Regions from separate parts of the Mus musculus genome. Here regions 1 and 3 are each linked to region 2. The links are chromatin loops, found by intact Hi-C in ENCODE. Cell type or tissue: heart. All regions are shown on one strand. Region 1 overlaps Adam10 (a disintegrin and metallopeptidase domain 10). Region 2 holds the start of Lipc (lipase, hepatic). Region 3 overlaps Adam10 (a disintegrin and metallopeptidase domain 10).

Evidence for each region. A loop is a pair of places that touch in the nucleus more often than their neighbours do. Peaks named below come from ENCODE experiments on the same cell type or tissue, not always from the same donor. Only the 100,000 strongest peaks of a DNase experiment are listed, where the experiment ranks them.
Region 1: a loop joins it to region 2, with 2.2 times the contacts of the local background. A loop is called at or near these places in 2 of 42 quality-filtered maps.
Region 3: a loop joins it to region 2, with 2.7 times the contacts of the local background. A loop is called at or near these places in 2 of 42 quality-filtered maps.

What each region holds. Positions count from the first base shown.
Region 1 is chr9:70,774,189-70,782,188 of GRCm38, reverse strand. It overlaps Adam10 (a disintegrin and metallopeptidase domain 10), which reads right to left. Exons shown (of 16, transcript NM_007399.4): 15 at 5,690-5,816; 16 at 1,960-4,189. The coding sequence ends at 4,095. Among named protein-coding and RNA genes, the nearest start is that of Adam10, 99 kb to the right of the region's middle. In heart, no CTCF peak of the experiment used is centred here; no DNase peak of the experiment used is centred here.
Region 2 is chr9:70,926,918-70,934,917 of GRCm38, reverse strand. It overlaps Lipc (lipase, hepatic), which reads left to right and starts at 110. Exons shown (of 9, transcript NM_008280.2): 1 at 110-442. The coding sequence starts at 358. The region is part of intron 2 of Gm32017 (a long non-coding RNA gene); the gene reads right to left. In heart, a CTCF peak has its summit at 4,676 (motif pointing right); DNase peaks (open chromatin) are centred at 3,967, 4,487 and 7,937; H3K27ac peaks cover 2,942 bases.
Region 3 is chr9:70,749,376-70,757,375 of GRCm38, reverse strand. Adam10 (a disintegrin and metallopeptidase domain 10) reads right to left here. Exons shown (of 16, transcript NM_007399.4): 9 at 3,051-3,214. Among named protein-coding and RNA genes, the nearest start is that of Adam10, 74 kb to the right of the region's middle. In heart, no CTCF peak of the experiment used is centred here; no DNase peak of the experiment used is centred here.

The DNA of each region.
Region 1 (8,000 bases), 150 kb after region 2:
ATAAATACACAAGTTTCTAATGAAAATAGCACATAGGTATATGTCTGAAAACACAAAGCATATGGGAATACAGAATACAAAGGTTTAATCTGTGTCTCACTAAAGAGTTGGCTCCAGAAACAATAAAAATGCTACACTAGTAATAAATGAGGAAAAAAAAATCAACTGGAAGTCTTTACTTTTGTTGCTGCTGATGTGGCTCTCCTGTTTGGAAACGTGTCTGCTCTGTTGCCCAGCCTGGCTTCTATCTTAGGGAACAAGCAAGGCTACCTCAGCCTCCTAAGTAGTTAGGACTACTGGCATATGCACTGTACCTGGCTTGAGAGTTCTTAATTGAGAATCTAAAATGCTTAAAAAAAAAAAAAAAAAAAAAAAGCTATACTCTGGGCAAAGTGATGATCTTTTGTTTCTGAGACAGAAAAAAGTTTCCTCCTATAATCTCTTACAGCATTGGTGACTTCTCTAAAGACGATTTATCCTTACCATCTGCTTCAAACTGGCATCCTCCCTGCTCCCTGGCTCTGGGAAAGCCCAAACCTTTTGTTCCGAGATGCTCTGAGACATTTGACTAAAAATACTCCAGGAGAACTTAAAGGCCTTTTCAAGGACAAGTATGCACCTCACATCTACCAAAGACACCATGTTGAGAGCAACAGTTGGGCCTTAAAAAACAATAGCAGCCCAAGACCTGACTTAGAAATAGAAAACTGCTCAGTTTGGGCAAATCTTCAGTTTTACATTCAACTATGAATGCAACAAGTTTGAAGTACCTAGACAACAAAGTATTAAAGATACTGAAAAGCCAAGACTAATCTTATAAAGCTGTCTTTCCCTTAGATAAACCCTTCCCCAGCCTACATATTGCCTGGTGCTATGGAAATCACTAAATCCCGAAACTGTAATGATATATTTGTTTGTAAACTGGTGTTGAAATTTAGAAAACTATACCAAAAATAAATTCCAAACAAAATTTAAGCAGCAACAAATTTGCAATTATCTGACTTGGTAAAAATTACCAGTTTCATGGGGAAACAAAACAAAACAACCCCCTAATTATTAAGTAACGCTACTGTAAAAGTATGAAAAAGTAGGCACAAATATAAGTGCCCCTGATTCCAGCAGTTGCAAGGCAAAGGCAGTGAGTTCAAGGCCAGCTACAGCGTGAGACGTCCACTTAAAAAACAAAAACAGAAACAAAAACAAAAGAAAAAACAAAGTATTACATATTTACTTACTTAATATATACCAATATTTATAGCTAGTCTTAATTTTAAAATAGGAATTTGGGGCATATTATTCCATAAAGGGCACTATCCTGTATACAAAATAATTTCTTTTGTAGGTAATATTACAATGTCAATTCTCTGCTTACAATATATAATAAATCTGGTAAGACGGGAAAATGTTAGTTCAGAATTTCAAATACATTTTCATTAGACCAAGTCTTCTTTTGTGTGGGGGAACTGACAGGGGAGTTATGAATTGAAGACAAGGTCCACGTGCATGCTAGGTAATTTCTTTACCAGGATTGTTTAGGGAAGGAATCTTGCATATAGCCTAGGTTTACCTTTTCTCTCCAGATCCTCCTACGTTAGCCTCTACAGTACTGAAATTATGGATAGGCACTACCACATCCAGATAAATCAGACATTAATAAAAGCACTTAGCACCCAGACAGAACTTTGAGAACACAGAAAGAAGACTACAAGTTTCCAGTTAGCTTCAGCTCTTCACTAGGACAAGTCCTGGACACTGCTTAGAAACAGTGAGAAGCCGTTGTGTTGAGTAACTTTCAACATACAGTGTACATGTGATAATGGCAATCAACTGTGCACCATGGCTCTGGACTGTAGCAGTGATGCCCTCACTTGCATGGAGAGACCTTTCTGCTGAATAGTCCTTCATTCAGCATGGTGGCTACTTCTGATGTTTCTGAGTCCAAAGAGCATAGACCTCAAGTTGATTTCATCAAGTCTATTTATTAATGCATTTCAAGTTTCAAAAAACCTTACATCTTTGCACAATACTTTATTTTTTGCAGGTTTTAGTAAAAATTTCCAAAGTGAACAACAAAAAAAAGATACTGTATAAAACACAGTGGACATTAAACTGACAGTAGTATTAGATCTCACTGGTCCTGGTCCTTTCATTTTTTAACCACATCTTGATTTGTAGTGGAAACAGTTCAGTGCATGTATCTCTTCAGAAAACATTTAACTTAGACTCAAAATAAAATAGGGCAAAACCCTACCACAGGATAACATTACAAGCAAAAAATGTACATGTTCCAAAGTCTACCACACTCAAGAAGTTACTAAGAACTCTTGCAGAATAAAAGTCACCATTTTAGAAATGCAAATCCACTTCCAACCTTTGCACAGTCCAAAAACAAAGGCATTTGAATGATTTAAAGCAGTGTCATACACAGCTACCTACTTGTTGGGTTAGAATTATTTATAGTCTATCTGGGGTTTCATGTACAAAATTTGTCTCTAAATCATGTACAAAAAGCTGTTTTGAAAAAAGTCCCGCGTACTGTACAAGTTTACAAGGAGAGATCCCATTGTTTCTCTAGCGGTTTTGGCCTTGCTGGCTCGCGTCACATTGTGAGTGATTGTGTAAACCTTAGACTCTTAAGAAAAAAGGAAAAAAAAAAAAAAGCCAAACACAGTAATCTTGTCAACCTTCTCTAGATTGCCTCCTATGTAAAGCCAGGAAGATCACTGCTGCTGACTTCTAATTTAAGTGATGTAGCTGGAAAACAGAAGCAATGAATATGTCACAAGCTTACATTTTTTAATGCCCCCTCCATTTTCTGCATAGCGATAAGCCTGTTAATACATTAAATGCTTTTGCTTTCTCTTTCTTTAAAAAAGCCAATATTTTATCTGCTTAAAAAAGAAGTTTGTAATGGGACACTGTGCTGTCTACCTTCATTGTTGCTAAAATGTTGGGGGGAAAACAACGTCGAAAAACCTATCTACAATTTCAACTACCTGCTGAGCAAATCACCCATCTCTAGTGGTTACCAGTGATCAGTGACAGTGCTGAAGAACTAACTGTCCAAGTATTTCAATGAAGACACTGATTTTCTTTTTCATATTGGATAAAAACAGAATTAGCAGGCTTGAAGTATATGGAATACACAAAGTAATAAGCAGGCTACAGATGAAAATTAATCATTTCCAACATAATTCCAAGGCATGAAAAAATTCACCTAGCAATTTAAAAATGGAATTGATTTAGAAAGTATAAAATACTAAGCAGAAATCAGACATCTACAAAAAGAGCTGACTCTGAAGCCAAATGCTGTTGCTGTCCAGTTTGCAAGCCATCAGCTGCGTTCTTCAGCACAGCCTCTCCTGCTCACAGCAGCCATGTAACAAGGAAAAAAATGTATGTAAGAACCAACTCCACCATAAGAAAAGGGAAAATGATTCTCATTTCAAAACTGCCTGCATAAAGCATTACAGAATCCTGGACCACTGCACACCACCATTCTCTGTTATCCTGAGTATGTCAATTAAACAGTAATTTTTCATTAAGAGCGGAAAAATTTATAATACAAAGAAACATCCATATTGCAATTTCTGTTTACAATTGCACAGAGAAGTACAGTGTACGTAAGAAATACATGTCTGCATATAACAAGGTATGTACATTGGCAAGTGATGTATCCAATGTTGAGGTGGTCGAGCCTCCCAGCCTTGATTGGCAGTTGAAAAAAATATATTTCAATTTGTGATAAAAGTTTATCGAGAGCCAAGTCTGTCTGCAAGTGAAGAAAATGCAGCAACGAAGAACAGGGAACATGGGGCACATAATAATATTCTAAGACTTTGTGCCATTAGGTTAAAAATATCTGTTCATAAGAAAATTGGGTTCCTTTTCCATCCCACCCCCACCCCCAAAATTGGAATTTTCAGGCTTTAAATTTTGAGTAATTCCACCTGATCTGAGGACATGATCTCTTGCCATTTTTCTTCAACTATTAACTGTAAGGGTATCATTTGCAGATGATGACTTAACAGGTTTCTCTTTGGAGTGAAGTTTTCCCACTGTAGGCACTAGGAAGAACCAAGGCAAAAGCTGCATTAGCGTCGCATGTGTCCCATTTGATAACTCTCTCGGGGCCTCTGACGCGGGGGCTGCTGAATGGGCTGTGGCGGTCTCCTCCTCTTTAAAGTGCCTGCAACGAAAGCAAAACAGCTCCCTGAGCACCACCTCCTAATCTTCAAAAGGGAAGCACTCTTTCACCAAGAAAAGCTATTTTTTGGCACTGACCAGCAGAAATAGGTACCCCGTAACACTTTTCAGTTTTCTGGTGGCCATAATAAAATAAAAATAAATTTTAATATTTATTTTATCTAGGCCAATTCAAGTTAAAAATACCAACTGTAGCATGTACTCAATATAAAAATTACTAAAATATTTTACTATTTTATGTTGTCTTTAAGTCTGATCCATATTTAATATTTAACAGCACATCTCAGTGGAGATGGGGCACATTTCAAGTACTTAAAGAATTAGACTGACCAGTCAGAATTATTTTAGCTTTGAGAGCAGAATCTCTGACTGGAGCCCTGACAGACTCTTGAGGCCTGTCTGCACAGCAGGATGGGAAGTCATTCACACAGTCTATCATGAAGACTTTAAAGCCGTCCTTAAGTCAGCACTTTTATGAAGATTTAACAAGTGACGATCATTTTCAGAGGTGTCAACACACAAGTGCATTATCTGCTCCAATGAAGAAGGACACCATGGCAACCATGCCTCAAAAGTGTCCTATAGCTCTTGGAAATGTGTTCAACTCACACAAGTGCCTGGGTTCTGACTTAGGAAACTTAAGAAAGCAAGTATATCAAATCAGACATCCTCCACCCCCATCATGACTCCTGGGCACTCTTGTCCTAACACGGGAAAATGCAAGGAACAGCTGAGGGGAAATACAAAGTAGAAGAAACCACTCTGAGGCAAGGCTCTCCTGAGGAGGCCACACAGTAGCACACAGCCCTGGCTTCCCTGCCACTGCCTTAGGCAGTCTTCCCCACACCTGTAATGACTAGCCACACCTTGGAGAGGGGAAGGGGAAACTGATCAGACTAACTGCAACAAAACAGCCATCCCCTTCTGTCTTCTTCAAATGCTCAAAGTTGACTTGTCCTAGTGGCAGTGTCCTCCAGAGGGAAGGGTGGAGACTATCTGACAGGTTCTTAACATCTGAAGCTAAGACTCCCTACATGCAAACTTATATTTCTCAGTAAGCCTCTTGCAGAGGAAAATGTGCTTCCTACCAGAAACTATTTCAAGAACACAGACATTACAAATGGTATCAGAGCCATTAACTATTTAGATACAAAGGCCAATAATTTAAAATCACCTCCACTACAGTAACACAAACAAGGTATGGCAAGAGACTGAGACAAAAACAAGGAAGGAGGATCCAACCAAAAATCAAAATGTTGGTCAAATGTTTCTTGGCACTCAGGATAGATCAGCATTACAATGGTAGTCAATAACTAGATTGGACTGACGAACAATTACACAGCCAGTGAATCATTTGTCAGGCAATTTATCAAAAACACAGCCCTCTAAACTCAGTTACTAAACTAAAGCCTCCTGAGGCTGCGTCCTCCCTGCCCACAGCTCTGGCTCTGCTCACAGCAGCACCCAGCGCTCAGCACCTTACCTGGAAGTGGTTTAGGAGGCGGCAACTTTGGATTACTACTTGGAGTGTGAACACTGCAAATCTTGATAAATCCAGCCATTAACATGATCAGGGCAATTCCCATAAGCAGTACTGCCCACCAGTGAGCCTGACAGGAACAGAATTAAACTGTTTTAAGACAGCAGATACTAACATCCATCATATGAAATATTCACAATTTTCAATTTCTGAATGTCCACACTGGGTTTAATGCAGATTACTGTAACACTTATGCAATTACTACTCATTGTTTCTAGCAAAACATTCAAAACGCCTCTATCATCTGAGGCTTTACACAACTTACTAACTCTGTACTGTTTACCCAGATCCTAAAATAAAAACACATGCTATCTCAAAACACCCCAAGTCACTTTTTCTGCATACGTAAGTTCCCTCATATTAAAAAAAAAAAAAACCTTTTGTTTCCTCTTGAAAGAATTGCTAATATAATGAAAAGTTGTAAGCACAGTGCAAAGAACTTTCAAAAATCGGACCCAGCTTTATGCACCACACTATTCCCCATGAAAGTCCCATAACATAGGGCTCAATTGGTAAAGGGCCTGTCTTGTCACCAAAATGAGGACCCAAGCTCAGATCCCTTGACACTAAAAAGCCAGATGTAAAAGCATATATCTATAATCCCAGCACTGTGGAGCAGAGACAAGAGAATCTCTTGGGCTTGCAGTTTTGTCAATCAGAAATCTACAAGTTCAGTGAAAGGCCCTATCTCAATAACAACAACAAAAGTGGAAAACACTACCCAGCATCAAACTCTGGCCTCCCACATATGCACATGCACATGCAGACCACAGACAGATGGTTGGAGAGATAGACAGACATATACGCACAAATTCTTATTAAATCTAAGATATAAGAGTATTTTCCTGGATAGACCTTGTTCATCAAAGACGTCTCATCACATCTTCAGCACCATGTGCTGTTGGGCCCTACTGCTGACCTTCATTCTGGAGGGTAGCACAGCTCCCTCTGGCCTTTAAAACTTGGACACTTGGCATTTTCAGGGCAGTTGTTAATACAGGATTGTAACAACCTACTTTGAATTCTCTGGTGTTTCATATGATCAGATTCTGACCAAGCATCGGGAGTATCACAAAAGGGCTCTTGTACTCTTTTACCACGTCCTAACACAGGGGATATGACTCTGACTTCATCACTCTGATGCTAACCTTGATTTCTTGATTGTGATATTATTCACCAGACTTAATCAACAATATACTTTTCCTTTGTAGAATCAATGAGTATTTTATGGAGATGTAATTTGGAACTATGTATACATTCCATTCCCCATAAATTATCATTTACTTACTTACTGTTCCTTTGGCGTTTCCTACTCTATACAATGGGTTATAACCCAATACCACCATTACCATGGGGTTTTTGACACTCTCCCCACCTCGTTCTTTAAGGACTTACTTTGTGACACAAAAGCTTCCAGGTTCATCTTGTTCTTTCAATACCTGAGTCCCGGACCACCCATGTTGCTGTTGAAGCCTGGTTCCTTGTAGTGTTTCTCCTCCTAGGAAGACCCCTCCTTAACCTACTTGCACTCTGACATGGAACTTGCCTTCTACATGGGAGAGGCAACTCACTGTAGAACCCGCTCACTCCACTTGTACTCTGACATGGCACTCACCTTCCATTACTTGGGGGATGCCATGCCACAGTGTGCTCTTCCCCACACCCTCCTAACCACATAAGACTCACCTGTAAGCCAGCCATCTCTGTGGTTCTACAGCTGTACACACCTTGGATGGATTCCTACCTTGCTTAGAATCACCCAAAGGCTTTAGGAACAAACTGTTCAACATGCGTACGTATGCACGTACCACACACACACAAACCCGCCCCACACTTTTAGGTTTGTTTGTTTTTGTGTAAAGGCAATGGAGAGATAGCTCAGTGTTTAAGAACACTGGCTGCTCTTCCAGGATCTAGGTTCAATTCCCAGAATCAACATGGTAGTTCATACAACCATCTGGAACTGAAGTGCCAAGGGATCTAACAACTGTCTTCTGGGCCCTGCAGATACCAGGTACATCCATGGTACACAGAACACTGAAATACCCAGGATGTGAAAATTAAAAGTAATGAAAGGAGGAGGAGGAGGCCAGATGTGGTGGTATGTCTGTGATTCCAGCAACAGGGACATGAAGGCAGGAGAAGCAGGAGTTTAGCCTCAACTAATACTCACTTTGAGGCTAGACTGGGCCACAGGAGATTCTGTCTCAATCCTTTCCCCACCTCCACCCCAAAAATATGAAAGAAAAGAGAG
Region 2 (8,000 bases):
GTAAAGCAGGCAATAATACAGAGGTCACCCAGCTGACCTTTGGTCAAATGTCCAAACACAGCACACTGACTCTCAATTGATTGATTCTGAACTATGAGCTTGGCTCAAGAGGAAAGAAGACCTGGCGAGGTGTTTTATTTCCAAAACTTATCGAGATAAAAAGTGCTTCTGTGGGTCAATCTAGATATTGATAGATTTGGACTGGAGAAGGTAAAGAAAGTGTTTAAATTCTAGGTAACGTGTTTTAAGGTTAATAATTAATGGGGGCCTTCCCCAGCTGAGCACCAAGAAGCACTCTGGTCTCTTTAGTTCTAGACATTAGCAAGAAGACCTCAGACCCCAGGTGAGGCCAGAGACATGGGAAATCCCCTCCAAATCTCCATTTTCCTGGTGTTCTGCATCTTTATCCAATCAAGTGCTTGTGGACAAGGCGTGGGAACAGGTAAGTGTTTATCTTTTCTCTAGAAATGGCCGTGAATTTTTTTTTGGTCTTGACTGTGTTGCAGAGATTGACATTGGGATGGGATCTGCTTCAGAGCTCATGAAGTGGTTCTATGAGTGGCTCCCAAGGTACCCAGAGCTGTGTAGCACTTTGTAAAAGGGACCGTATTTTCAAAAAGAGTAGATGAGAGTAGATGACAGGGAAAAAAAAAAGCCCCTGTAACGGGCAGTGTGGCCTCTTACAGGTGTCATATGGACACCATGGGAAAAGTTTTTTTTTCAGCAGACAATGACCTGAAAGACTTGAAAGACAATGACCTGAAAGACTTGGGATCATCCTTAAAGTTCATTTGAATTCTAATTTGTCATCTGGGAGCCATCAAACGCTCTGTCCTATTGGGGTTGTGAAATCGCCTTGCTCTCTCCCAAGAGAAGGGAATCTGAGTCCTGTTTCTAGTCCTGCCTAAAGCAGAGATGTCATTCGCATGTTTCCTAGTCTTTACATTTTTCTGGCAAAGCTTTTCTCCTGAGCTGAAGGAGCCGCCGCCATCAGTCTTTTTAGTCCATGGCTTTATAAACTACAGTGATGGCCAAGGATAGACTTCCATGCCCTGCCAGGCAGATGGGGTCCAGGTTCCTGGCTGAATGGCGTGTTAGATCAGTAAATGGTAGGATTGACTGGACAACTTGACCAAATTAGACAGGGGTTTGGAACCTTGCTTCTGTGCCCATTGTCATGAAGATCTGCTGGCCTAGAATGTTTAAAATTTTGATGGATGGATGGATGGATGGATGGATGGATGGATGGATGGATGGATGGGTGGATGGATGGATGGATGGATGGATTTGGAGACAGGGTCTGTGTAACCCAGGCTAGGGTCGACATTGAGATCCTCTTGAGCACTGAGGAGCACTGAGGTCACAGACTTGAGCATCTATATCCACCGGAGACTTAAACTTTTCTTTCCTCAAGGATGAACTAGAAAGATGGTTCAATGGTTAAGTGTGATTGCTGTTCTTCCAAGACTTTTAACATGAAAGGATGCTGAAATTTGTCAAATGCTTTTTCAGCATCTAATGAAATGATCATGAGGTTTTTTTCTTTGAGTTTGTTTATATAGTGGACTACATTGATGGATTACCGTATATTGAACCATCCCTGCATCCCTGGGATGAAGCCTACTTGATCGTGGTGAATGATCATTTTGATGTGTTCTTGGATTTGGTTGGCAAGAATTTTATTGAGTATTTTTGCATCAATGTTCATAAAGATTGGTCTGAAGTTCTCTTTCTTCGTTTGGTCTTTGTGTCCCAAGCAAGGTGTAAAAAAATCAAGGACCAACCCTGAGGCCATCCCCTGACCACCACACATGTGCAGCACATGCTCTCCCACACCCATGCACATGTTACTTACGTAGTCTTGGAGCTCAGAAACAACGGATGTGTGCTCCCCATGGGAGTGAGCGTGTAGTGGCTCAGAATCCTTCTTCCTCTCTCAGACACATTTCATGTCTCCAGCCCTCCTGGTACTTAATACCCATTCCCACATTTAAACAGGAAGCTAAAAATAAACATGATGGAAGCAAGTGTAAAACTGAAAGTTCAGGGTTCACATTACTTCAATTCTGTTTTCCAATGTGATACCCGTCCACTAAGATTTTTTTGCTTGTGTTTAAAAATTTATGAATAAGACAGATTGTGAACTGTAAAGCTTAAGAATTTGCTTGGCAAGTAAAAATTTGAGTTCACACCAGAGTAATTTTATTGTATTTGACTATCTTAAAGTTGGAAGTTAGTCTTTAAAAAAAAAAAACAAAAAAAAACCAAAAAAAAAAACCAAAAAACACTGTCCTTTAAATCTGTCCATTGCTTTAAAACTGAAGAATGAGTTGAGAAAACAATTACTACTTTTTCATTAACATTACTGAAAATATTTTTATATTATGGGCAGAAGGGAATGGGAATGATCCACATATGTGTCAAATCCAATGTATGAGGCAGCCCGCTGAGTGTAATGAAGGCGATCAGTTATGGGTGCGCATGTTTCTCCACCACAGCATGGCGTGCCATGAGTCCCACTGGAGAAAAGTGATCATGAAAGAGCTCGTGCCCAGCTGCCTGTGCAGACCGAGCCTGGGGAGGGGTGGGGGTGCGTTTGTGTGGGGTCTTGCAAGCTGGCATCAGAGAATAAGAAAGCAAGGCCTTCCTTGGGCAGAAGCACAGCTTCAGAGATGATAATGTGCTTGTGTCTTCCAAGCCTGAAGAGCCTTCTGAGAGTAAATTATCTAGGGAGGAGGAAGAAGAGACAGAGATGAAGATGGAGAGCAAAGAGGAGAGAAGATAGGGGAGGAGATAAGAAGACAGAGGAAGAAGAGAAGGAGGAAAAGAAATAGAGGAAGAAATAGATATGGAGGAGGAGAAGAATAGGAAGGTGAAGACAGAGGAGAGAGTGATCCTGAGCCAGCACATACACAGGGCTGGTTAAACTGCAGCTGACCATGATCAACCCTCAGCGGCAGAATCGCAGTCACTGCTAAGTCCACCTTTAAATTCAAATGCCGACTACCAAACATTTCAGAAAGTTGGTAACGGTATGGTATTTGGGAATAAATGGCTTATCAATGACCCTGAGATGCTCATAGCACAACATTGGGGATCTTTATTCAGCCCAGGTGGTGGGTTCAGAGTCCCAACCCCTCCCGAGATACTACCAAGGCTGTGTGTAGGTTGTGTTTTGAGCCGGGGACACAGAGTGGTTCTTTACCTCCTGGTAAATTATGACCTCAAAAAGAAAGTTCAAAACCAATTTATCTAGCTGCTTTAAAAAATAAGTGTGAGAAAATGTGAAATGAAATATCAGGGCAGGAAAATAGGGTGGAATATCTAGTATACTGAATTTTTCTATGTATCCTACTAGAGGTTGGAGGTTTGTTTAAACATCTACAGAGTTTAAAAGCAATGGTTGCTCTGTGGGTAGGAGTGGGACATTAGTGCATAAGAAGAAAGGAAGGGATGGAGGGAAGAAGAGAGGAAGGCAGGGAGGGAGGAGAAGAGGGAGGGAGGGGCACAGGTGGGCAGGCAGGCAGACTGTGTACTTACGACTAACGTAGGCCTAAGTCTGAGAGGTATCCCACTGGTTACCTAAGATATCATTTCTTTGATCCCCAGCTGGGGAGGAGGCAGGTCAGTGTAGGGTTTGCCTTGACAGGAAGGCCACAGAATAGAGGGACCTTGCACTCACAAGTCAGACCTGTCATTTTCACTCATCCTTGCAGGCCCAGCCAGCCTCAGATCACTGCCCTAAGGAGACTTGCTGATTCCTGACTTGTAACTATTAGAGGAGGTAGGCAGAAATGCAGCTCACACCCCCAGGATGACCAGACCCACCATTCCACAACAGCTGCAAAACAACCCCAGCACTGTGCGGAAACCCCCCCCCCCCTTCCTCTGAAAGAGATTCTCCTGCTCTCTGGCAAACGTCCTGGCCTTGTAGCCCAGTGAGGCCAAAACCTTCCTGATGGGTGTCACCTAGATAGGACAGGCCAAGGACCAGAGGACAGACAGCCGACTTTGACCCTGACTGCCTTCCACGGGGACCTAGCACTGCACAGGAAGAAACTGAAGAGCCACTGAAGGCCTTCAGTGCCTGCAAACTGACCTAAAAACACAAATCACCCAGAGAGCGCCCAGCCAAAGCCAAAATTGGGTATCTAGATTCCCTCTCTGGTCTTCCCCTCCCTCTGCCCTATTTAACACACCAGCTGCCATGCTGGGTACTCACAGACGACTCAGCAGGAAGACAGGCTGCCCTGATTTATCCTGGTCCACAGACAGAGCGGAGCAGCCCCAAATGCATCTCCAAGATCATATTTCTGATATCGATGGTCTATACAGGACAAAGGGGCCAGCAGTTCGCACTACCAGGAAGGTGGCTGGTCACTGGCTCCAAGAAGGGTGTCCATTTTAGAGTCCAGACTTCTCGGTGAACTGGAGTCCAGCCTGCCAGGAAATGGGATTAGCAGGGCGAGGGCAGGACATCCAGACCCCCGCCAAGGGGGCACAGGCACCGCAGTGAGTGAGCCAGTTTTGCAAGGGGCAGAGGAGCCATAGTAACTTTGGCAATGCTGAGGCTCACACTCAGGCACAGGAGTGAGGGCCAAGACCAAAACTAGTCCTTGGCGACTGAAGGAGTCCAGGATGTCTGCAGGACTGCTCCAAAGAAGGTGCAGTTTTCAATCACTGCCACTAGGGAGCGCGGTGATATCTCCTCGGCTTCTGAAATGGCAAAGCTATTAGCTTAATCTACCATTCTTTGTTTATAACTCTGCGTCCAGAAACACTCACAGTTTTTATTTTTCCCAGTGGGGCTGGGGCAGAAGGTGGGGGAAGACACTCAAAGCGAGGAAGGAGTGGTTTCCTTGACGACATGTTCATCCCTGTACTCCTGCCTTCACATCCACACACATGTCAGCTCACATTTGGGGTCTGTGCTATGTTACCTAGTAGAATAGTGTGGAATTAGGAAAACATGTACAACATTAAGTGAGAAAGGGAAGTATGTTTAACTGAATGTGTGCTGTCATTACAACTGTGTGAAACGACATTTATTTGAAGGGTTGAAAGAGAAAATATTGGGAGAAAAATGCACAGAAATGACTATTTCCATTGAGTTTATATCTGAATTTTTATTTCTTCCAATTTTTATGTTGTATATAGTATAGTTACTTTAATGATTTAGATGACTTAAAAGTATATCAGCTTCACCATGGTGAAAGGAAGAATTTGGCCAGAGCAGTGGAACTCTGGAAACACCTGGGGGATTTGTTAAAATATGAATCCTGGGGGCTGGAGAGATGACACAGAGGCTGAGAACATTCACTGCTCTCTCAAAGACCTGAGTTCAGTTCCCAGCACCCATGTCCTGTGGCTCACAAGTGCCTGTAACTCCAGCCCTAGGAGATAGACACCCTTTCTAGCTACCTCAGGCATCCCAACTCATGTGTGCACACATGCACACAAGCACATACATGCATACATACATACATACATACATACATACATACATACATTAAAGAAGTGTCTTTTAATTAAGATTCCTGGTCTCATACGAGTCAGAGATTCTCTTTCCTGGTGATTCTAGATTGCATCAAGTTGACAGTTTAAAACTAACCATCATGAGTAGAGACTCCCAGAACCCCAGTCTATGGAGGAGCTGCCACCTGCCCTCGTCTCTGGCCTTCCAAGGTGAACTCTTCCTACAGAACCCCCAAGGCAAACCTGCTGTCTTAGTTAGGGTTTCCATTTCTGTGAAAAGACACCATGGCCAAGACAACTCTTACAAAGGAAAACATCCAATTGGGGCTGGCTTACAGTTTCAGAGGTTCAGTCCATCATCATCATGGTGGGAAACATGGCAGTGTGCAGGCAGACATAGTGCTGGAGGAGGAGCTGAGAGTTCCACATCTTGATCTGAAGGCAGCCAGGAGAGTTGGTCTCTTCTGCACTGGGCAGAACTTGATCATTTGGAGACCCTCAAAGCCTAACCACACAGTGACACACTTCCTCCAACAAGGCCACATCTCCTAATTCTGCCACTTCTCATGGGCCAAGCATATTCAAACTGCCACACCTGGCTTCACCTCTAACTCGTAATTCAAAAGCTGGGAGTCAGCATGTATTGCTTCTGTGTACTGACCTCCCTCACCAGTAGCTGTCATACAACTTACTTTTATCTACAAGGGGCATTTTATGCATATATAATATATAATGTATGCTGATTATATTTCACCACTGTTACATTTTTTTCTTGTCTTATCTTTCTCCCACATCTGCTGCTCCCCACTCATTTTCCCACCTAGTCATGCTTTGGGGTGTGTGTGTGTGTGTGTGTGTGTGTGTGTGTGTGTGTGGTGTGTGTGTGTGTGTGTGTGTGTGTGTGTGTGTGTGTGTGGTGTGTGTGTGTGAGTGTGTGGGGTGTGTGTGTGAGTGTGTGTGAGAGTGAGTGAGTGTGAGTGTATGTGTATGTGTGTGTGCATGTGTGTGTATGTGTGTATGTGTGTGTATGTGTGTGCATATGTGTGTGTGAGTGAGTGAGTGTGAGTGTGTGTGTGTGTGTGTGTGTGTGTGTGTGTGTGTGTGTGCATGAGACAGAGAGAGAGAGAATGAATGTGTATGCTCCAGTGAATTTCATTAGGTTTCTAACAGCAGCTGGCTGAGAAGTTACTTACAGGACCATAGTCAAAATGTCAGTGGCTATAACAGGGAAGAAAATGTCTTTCCTTCACCCAGAAACCAACTATCTATAAATCCTTATAGGATGCCTTAGGAGGCCCTCCCCTACATGAAAGAACGTTGATAGGCCCAACTTTCCATATATATATTAAATTTAAGGTGTTCATGAAAATGTGCTCTTCCAAAATAGAACATCTGCAAGCTGAAAAGAAAGTGTTCCTTAAAGGGAAGCTTCCAGGCTGAGACTCACTGGTGATGGGTAGAGAAACTCACAATAGCTCTGGGCCACTCCTTTCCAACCCTGAAAATCTGCTCAAGGACATATTTTTCACATGAGCTGGGCATTAGCAGGGTTGGGCAGGGTCTGTGTGAGGCCTGGCCACCCACAACTGTGCAAAACTTTGTGATGTCAGACATTCCAACTCCCTGGTACTAAGAGGAACCAACATAGTGAGAGAAAAAAAACTACTAATTTATTTGGGAACATACATAAAACATAAAATCATAACATTTATTAACTACTTGCTGCATTCTGAGCTCCAAGGTCAGCACAAAAATCACCATTTCATTTATGAAAAAAGCTTCAATCTAAGAGTCCAGCCCCTTAGAGGAGTACTATGAGACCATTTCAATACAACGTGATAGGTGTACAAATTTATCTTGTGTGGAGAATTCTGAGGCAAGAATGGTCAGCTAAGAAGGCATTTTAAACAAGTGTGTGTGTGTGTGTGTGTGTGTGTGTGTGTGTGTGTGTGTGTGTGTGTTAACTATTCACCTGCATGTATGTCTGGTACAATGTGCAGACTGTGCCCAAGAAGGCCAGAAGATGGCATTGGATCCTCTGGACCTGGAAATGCAAACAGGTGTGAGCTGACATGTGGGTAGTGAGAAATGAGCCTAAGTCCTCTGCAAAAGCAGCCAGCGCTCTTAGCCGCTAGGCCATCTCTCCAGCCCCCTGGTTCAAGGGGTAGAGAAGGGAAAGAAGTAAGAGAATATCATAAGGAAAAAGGAAAGCGTATGAGCAGTTATGACTTGAAGAATGAGAATGAAATTGAGAATTCATGAGACTTCGGTTGGCCCAGAGTAAGATACAGTGAAAGGAGCTGAAACAAGAACCCCCAATCCACCCTCAAGAGCTTCACTCTGACCCTGGAGCCTGGGCTGCCCAGATGCAGGTTGACATTTGAGAAGGGGAGATAGAGCTTGCTAGCTGCCTTCCACAACGCCTAGAGAACCTTATCTCCCAGCCTGGCTGAAACCCTGGCCACTCCCTTCTGGGGAGAAACTGTATCAGCAGGAAAGGGCATGGGTGGAGTCCTGAACTCAAC
Region 3 (8,000 bases), 180 kb after region 2:
CTGTGGGATACCTGCCAAGGTAAGCTGCTAACAGGGAACGGAACCAGCCCAAGAGCAAGAAGTGTGTTGCAGTCAACAAAGATGAAAGGAGTTGGAGTTCTGAAGAATGCTTTGACATCAGACATGGAGATAAAGTCTGGAGTTTGCCCAGCTGGGTTTTCATCTTGCTTTGGTCCAGTATTTCCTTACTATGCTCTCTTTCCTCCAGTTTAGAATGGTAATATAGATCCTGTGCCACTGTGTGTTGGAAGCCTGGGATCTGCATTTTCATTTTGGTTTTACACAGCTAGACTGCATGAGTCTCAGATGACAGTTTGAAGTTTTAAAAAGTGCTGATATTATAATAAACTATGGGCACTTTGGAAGTTGGACTTAATTAATTTCAGCACTATGATATGGCTACAAAATTATAGGGCCAGGGTGTGGAATGTAGTGGTTTGAAAGAAAATGTCCTTCAATAGGACAATAGGGAATGGCACTATTACGTGTAGCCTTGTTGGAGTGGGTGTGGCTTTTTGGGGAAAGAATGCTCAACAAATATTTGGGATAAGTAAAGAGAATATAAGGGCGGGAGAGATGGCTTAGTCGTTAAGAGCACTGAGTGCTCTTCCTAGAGGTCCTGAGTTCAATTCCCAGCAACCACATGGTGGCTCAGAACCAACTGCAATGGGATCTGATGCCCTCTTCTGGTGTGTCTGAAGACAGCTACAGTGTACTCATATAAAGAAAAATGAATATAAAGAATAATGCAAGCCACTTGGAGAAAGTATCATGTAGCACAGAGACACAGCAAGAGGAAAGCAGGGAGAAAGAAAGATTTCAGAGAGAGATGTCAAAGTGGACAGGTTTGGGAGTTTATGGCTCCAGTTCATCTTACCATAAATCACTCAATAAATACTTATTCAGGATCTACCATGTAGAATTAACAGCATATGCAAAGAAAGAGTCTGGTTAAGCATAGTAAGGTCATTAAAAGTAGTCCATTAGGAAAGGAAAAGGTTAACAAAGTTGACAAGGAATGAGAACCAAATTACTTATTAAGCAATACATAAAATATACAATAATACTAATTTACTAAATGCAATTGTTGGCTGTGAGATAAAGATTAAGATGAGTGTGAGGGGACTGGGGAGAACTGGCTCAGCAAGTTAAAGTGCTTGCCACCCAAGTCTGTAGATGTGAGTTTAGATTCCCCAGAATCCACATCAAAGGTGAACAAGGTAGTATGCTGGCCTTTAGACAAATCTCAGGGATTTACAGGCCAACCAGTCAGACTAGCTAAAAAGGTGGGCTCCAGGTTCAGTGAGCTGTCCTGCCTTAAAAGAAGACTATGAAACAATGGAGGGAGTGCAATGGAGGAAGAGCCAACCTTGGCTTCTGACTGCTAACAAACAAACCAGGTATGGTGGTACATGCCTTTAACTTCAGCATTCAGAAAGTTGAAACAGTTGGATTGCCATGAGTAGGCCTGATCTACATAGAGAGTTCTAGAACAGCCCAGTCACCAAGTCTACATACTCCCCAAAAGCAAATAAATAAATAAATAAATAAATAACAAGCCAGACCCTGAGGCAGAGAAAAGGAACTAGAAGGGTATGGTGCTTGTGAAGAAGGTGTGTCTCCTTGCACTTGAAATTGCAACTTAACCATCAGCATCAGCCCTCTGCTCATCTCTGGTACTTTAAGAACTCCTTTGAAAACAACCTCTCAGTTTCTGATGGATACTTAGACAAGGAAAGTCTGAGGTGATACATTTTAAAAACCTGGAATATTTAGAAGTGCCTTTTAAGATTTTAAACTACAAACTCATGAATGTTTTTATTAGTTTATTTTGGTACTAGAGATTAAACCCTAGGCCTCATGTATGCTGCATATGTACTCTATACTGACCTATACTCTCAACACCAACAAATTATCCTTAAAAAAATAATAACTTCCATGTCTACAAATGATAACATTCAAGTAAAATGAATTTACACAATTTTCAAGTAGAATTTTCCCAAAAGAAACATACTTGATAAGCTCCACCAAAAGCAGAGAAAATCTTTTACTATTTCCTATTTCTGGGTTGAATTGATGTTTATTTAGATCACTGTAAAATCATCAGAATGGACCTAAGTATTGCAGAATACCAAAGACAGCTGCTATAAGTGTAATAATCACACTGTGGTTACATATAAAGCCTTTTTCTAAAAAATGTAAATTTAAACATCTTAACAAAGAAAAAGAAAGGAACACAAAAAGCAAACAATGCAAAAACCTTGATAATTACCAACTGACTCAGGGGTCAGCAAATGAACCTACATTACACATGAGCTGCTATTACAAAGCCTAAGCTAAGAATAGCTTTCCGTATTTGAAGATTTAAAGAACTGGAAAATAAAGAACATGGAGCATAAAACAAATGCTAGCCCCCAAAGCCTAGAAGAAATGTTCACGAGAGCCCTTCGGGAAGTGCTTGCCACTCCTGTTCTAGGTGATGAGAACATGGCCTGCTATGCTATTTTTTCTTCTTTGTGTCAGAAACCTATTATAAAAAAGTATAAAATATCAATCTATTTATACAGTAGAGAAATATATTCAAGTAAATCACAATATTGTTTTAATAGAAACAAAAGCCAAAAAGCCATCACACAATTTACGAAATTACTAAAAGGAGACTCATTCAAAATATATTTGAGTGTATTATGTGATGGTAACTGTTTCTAAACCAGCAAATATAGACAGATGACCTGCATAAACAAGCCAGACATGGTTGGAGCATACAGATATTCACTTAGAACTTGGGAAGCAGGGACAGGAGGGTTAGGAACTCAAGACTGTCTATGCTACATGAGACCGTATCTCAAAACTACCCTCCCACAAAGGAGCTAAATAAAATTCTGGCTTTCACAGAACTCTTCTTACTTTCAGTATAATCAATTGCATCACTATGTACTGGCATATTAACACTAAACATTCATATGTACATTATTGTACTGCAAAATACCACTGAAGATAAAAGTCAAGCTAACTGCTTTTTAAACTTTTAATAATTAGGCAGTACTCACTGGAGATCCAAAGTTATGTCCAACTTCATGAGCAAACGTAATATGAGAGACTTTGGGAGGCACATGGGAGCCATAGTTCTGAACAGTAATGATGCCTGTGTTCAATGACTTCTTCTTGCCATCTGAATACAACTTGCTTTTCTCACATATTCCCCCAGAGCTTCCTAATTCAGATTTTAAAATAATAATAAAAAAAGACTAAATTAGTTATCTATTCCCCTATAAAAAATAGGTAAACAGTAATTAAAATCATTACATGGAGCTAAAACATTTATATTTATTTAAAATACAATGACTAAATGAACATAACTGATTCAAATACTTCAATTAGTCCAAGATTTTAAAAATCATTTAAAATAAAACATTAATGGTCCCTGAAAAAAAATCCCAGGATTTAGTAAACAATCCTTACATATTTTTCAGCATCAAAAAGTTATTTTTTCCTGCCATTAACATAGCAAAACATTTTTATTTCCTTTAAATTTGGGTGAGTTCACATTTACACTGAACCAAAGCTTATATCCCTTCACCTTTTAAATCCCTTCACCTTTTAAAGGGGAAACTTAAAAATTAAATACACATTAAAATATCCTCAATATTTTACATTCTCTGAAAGAAATTTATACAAAGAGTGAGGGGCATTCAGCATGTGCTCATAGTTCTGTGATGCACTCTATCACTCATTTGTCAGCAAGACACTGCGTGACATGGATTTAAGGAATAGACATGGAAAAAGAAGGGTGGAGAGAAGGTAGGAAGAAAAAAAGGGACAGGAAAGCAAATATGGAAGAATATGGATATCTGGTCGGCCAGGCGTTCACTGCACTATTCACACAACTCTTCAGCAGCTGTGGAACTTAAAACAAAACAAAAGAACTGAACTGTAATTTTGATGTGCCCTGAAATAATTTTCAAATTTTAAAAGAAATTATTGAGGCCTCAGGGAGTGGGGAGGTCTGGTGAGATGGGAGTGGGGGGTGAGGATATCCTCTTGGAGGAGGAGGTATGGGATAAAGAACAGTCAAAGGGCAGACTGGGAAAGGGATAAAGACTAGACTGGAAGAGAGAGAGAGAGAGAGAGAGAGAGAGAGAGAGAGAGAGAGAGAGAGAGAGAGAGAGAAGGAAGGAAGGAAGAGGAGGAAGAAGAAGAGGAAGAGGGAGGGGGAGGGGGAGGGGGAGGGGGAGGGGAAGGGGAAGGGGGAGGGGAAGGGGAAGGGGAAGGGAAGGGAAGGAAAGGAAAGGAATTGAAAGGAATTAAAGTAAGCATAGTAAGCATTCTGTAATTTGTCTTTTTATTAAAAGAACTTTGGAGCTCAAGATCAAAATGACAATACTTCATAGCCAACAGCAGTTACACAAAATTAATAAGGGACAAATAAGAAAACCAACTCAACTAGCTTGTCAATGCCTACACTGACAAGAATGAACTCTCCTGTGTTTGTCTTGTATTTGAGAGGGTCTGCCTATGCTCAGCTCCCTGCATTTGCCATCTTCCTGATTTTAGACTCCCAATTCTTTTAATTAATTTTATGATTTAGCAAGATGAAATCATGATGAACTTTGTGAAAAAGGAAAATGAATACTAAGCCAAGAGCAGAATTAGCCCACAGGCCTTCATGTGGTTTCTATACACACCCTTTCCTGAACAAAAAACAATAGAGAAAATAGATTTTGATTTATGAATATTTTTTCTGTTCTTTTTCTGAAGGTTACATCACTCTAGGAACTAAAAAATTAAATCTATGAGTAAGTACTCTGTAACAATTACACAACCACATGTTAGCTTTGAGCAAGTAGTAAATTAATATCCTGCCTCAGTAAAGACTTGTCATATGAAACTGACCCAAAATAAGTCCTGTCAAATTTGATCTAGGCACAGAAGACTCCAATACACATCTTAACAGTTAAAAAGAAAAAAGACTAAATAGGCACATTAAAAACTTCTGACATATTGATGTATTTAAGTCTAGCTAACTTAGCAAGATCATATGTAGGTTTGAGAATACTCTTCTTAAACATAATCTCTGTGATGTGTATATTGCTTAATCTCCTAAATAACTCCTCAGTTTAAGGAGTGCTAAATCACACAGAAAATTTACTAAATTTTATTTTATAAATATTGTTTTAAATACTGCAACTAGTTTTGATATACCAGAATATCAGTGACATGTAAGCTTTTACTGCAGTTATCACAGAAACTAACCTTGTGAGTAAATGAGAAGAGTGACAGTAATCTGAGCAAGCCTCGGCTATGTTCACTTAACTGACTAACACCGAGACCAGTTAATACAGGTCAGGACATATCTGAACAAGCCAGAGAACTCCATTGCAGAAGCATGATAAAGATGTTCAGCAAGTGAAATGAAACTGAAGGAAGGTGATGGCTCTCTTAGAACCAATGCATGGGAACCTGCAACAACCAAGTCCTAAGCTTAACACAAATCCAAGCTCAGCCTGTATACAGTGAGCCCTCTGGTACAAAATAAAATTTACTTTGTTATAAAATCATGGTAATAACAATCAAAATGGCAACTGTATATAGTTTTCCCGAGTTTTGTTTTGACTTTCTCCCTTGTGCTGATCAAACCCTAGGCCTTGTACATGCTAAAGCCTGTGCTCTACCACTGAGCCACACCCCCTGTAGATCTTTGTATGGGAACCAGACTCTTTTCTGATGGCTCCACTGTAGGCATAGCATAATTTTAAGTAGAAATCTCCAGGTAAACTCAGTTCAACAGGTAGATACTGTTTTCTTGATCAAAGACACCTTAAAAAAAAATTCAACTAGAGGAAAGTACTGAAAAAGAAGAGACAGAGTTGTCCTAGTACACATGTATTCATACAAAGAAGAAACTAGGATACATGGTGTCCTAATTCTAACACAAAAGTAAAAGAGATTATTTGAAAAATAGGAAGACATAAAGACTAGAAACTTACTATTAAGTGTAAGTAACCCTCATTGATTTCCCTGCATCAACTGGGTCAGCAAAAAGGACTACCACTAATAATCTACATACATATTCTGTGATAATTAACCATAATGTAACAAAAATCTCGACTATCATATTTTAGAATAGTGAGATAACTTCAGAATTTAATGAATTAAACTTAGGGCAAATTATACAACAAGATGAGAATTAACAAAGATTAATTAAACCAAATAAAAATGAAAGATTAAGAAATATTAAAGACTATAAACTCAATAAATTGGCTATGAAGTGTTATCTAAAAAGAACAAGATAATAGCAAACATAATTAAGACTTACAAGCAGAAAGATGGAGTCTCAAAGCAAGGAGAGAAAAGAAATTATAACACAAATTATCTGATGCAAAGTAATTTAGTGGAACGTATTGTGCAACAGAGTTCCCATGTCCACCTTCTCTTAAGAAAGAAGGAAAAGCAATCAATAAAATATAATATCTACTGGGAAGCAGGAGCCATTACCCTGGAGTAATCAAGCAGATTACGTATGTAACATCCTTTATAAAAGAAAGTGTATATCAAACTCAAAATCTGTTCAGACAAAGCTGCTGGTGTTATTTCAAGACAGGACCCTGAATTAAAGCAACTGAGCCAAGAGAGTAGACTTCTTTCCCTCACTCTGGCCTCTAATCTCTCGGCCTATACTCTCTGAAACAGCTTTTGGAAAAAGCCTTCTAAGGCCCAGAGTTGGGGATTTAACAGTCAAGTCAGAGTGCATTTCACACCTGAAGTAAAGAAAAAGAAAAGGTGGAAATAAGGATAAAGGTTGAATCTTCTCTTTTTGCTCATGATAGGCTAAGGTAGAGTCCTGTTTCATTCATACAAAGAATCTAACAACAACAACAACAACAAAAAACCAAAAAAAAAACCATGTCACATTGTTTTCAACCTGAAACTCTACCCAGTGCCATGTTAACAAAATGAGCAACATCACAAAGTGATGTTTCAAATATCCCGAAATCTAGACATAAATACTGAGTGTCCCTAAGCCCACAGCCCCATTTGATCATAAAATCATCTAACTTCAGGACAAAATATCCTAGAATTCAGTCAAACAGTGTTCTTCAAAGCCAGTAGCTGAGAGGAGGGACTCTCCATAGCATCTGCTTCATTTAACTCTTTAACTCTAAAAAGTATTCTAAAGAAACAAATTAAGGAATGTAAAAGGAAATTAAGCAGTTATATGTGTAAAAAACATGAAGGCATCTAAAGATTTCAACAAAGTGGTTCAAGCTCCTGAAGAATCCACCTACCCCCACTCCTTTGTTTTAGAGACAAGCTCTTACTATGTAGTGAAGGCTGTCCTTGAACTCATGATTCTGCCAGGATTACAGACATTTTGATGAACAATAGTCTGTAAATGAAAATACAAAACGGTAGCAGGCTCCCATTTGGAAATTGCTGTGTTTGCTCTGGAGGTATTTGGTGAGGGAGCATTAGAGACATAAATAGTTTGGTGGTTCTCAGTCTCATTTTAGTGAGCAGCAATGCTTATTTAAACAAAGACACTGAGATGAATAACAAGCGTCCCTGATTCAAAGGACATAGGTGGAGCCTATGAACCATAACATTTCTCAAAGGTTCTGGCAACGCACGCACGTCTAGCTATGCTCCACAGGAGGAGAGCCATTGACTTACCCAAGAGTATCTAGAAAATATGCAAAGGAAACCCAAAGAAATACCCAAGCTTTTATAATACTAATTAATAGTAAAAGGGAATCATTAATCTTGTGAGAAAAAATATCCAGCTATTTGAGGGGAAAGAGAATTTATAAAACCTGAAACATCCTGGGAAGGAAGAGCTGAACACCTTTTCACAATGCAAGAAACATGAAAAGAGGACTACGCACAAACAAGATGAAAACAACACTATGGTAAGAGAAGAAGGCCATGACAGACATCTGTACCTCAGAGACACAGGAATCAAGTGCATTTTACAACATGGGCGGAAAAGAAAAGAAAGAAAA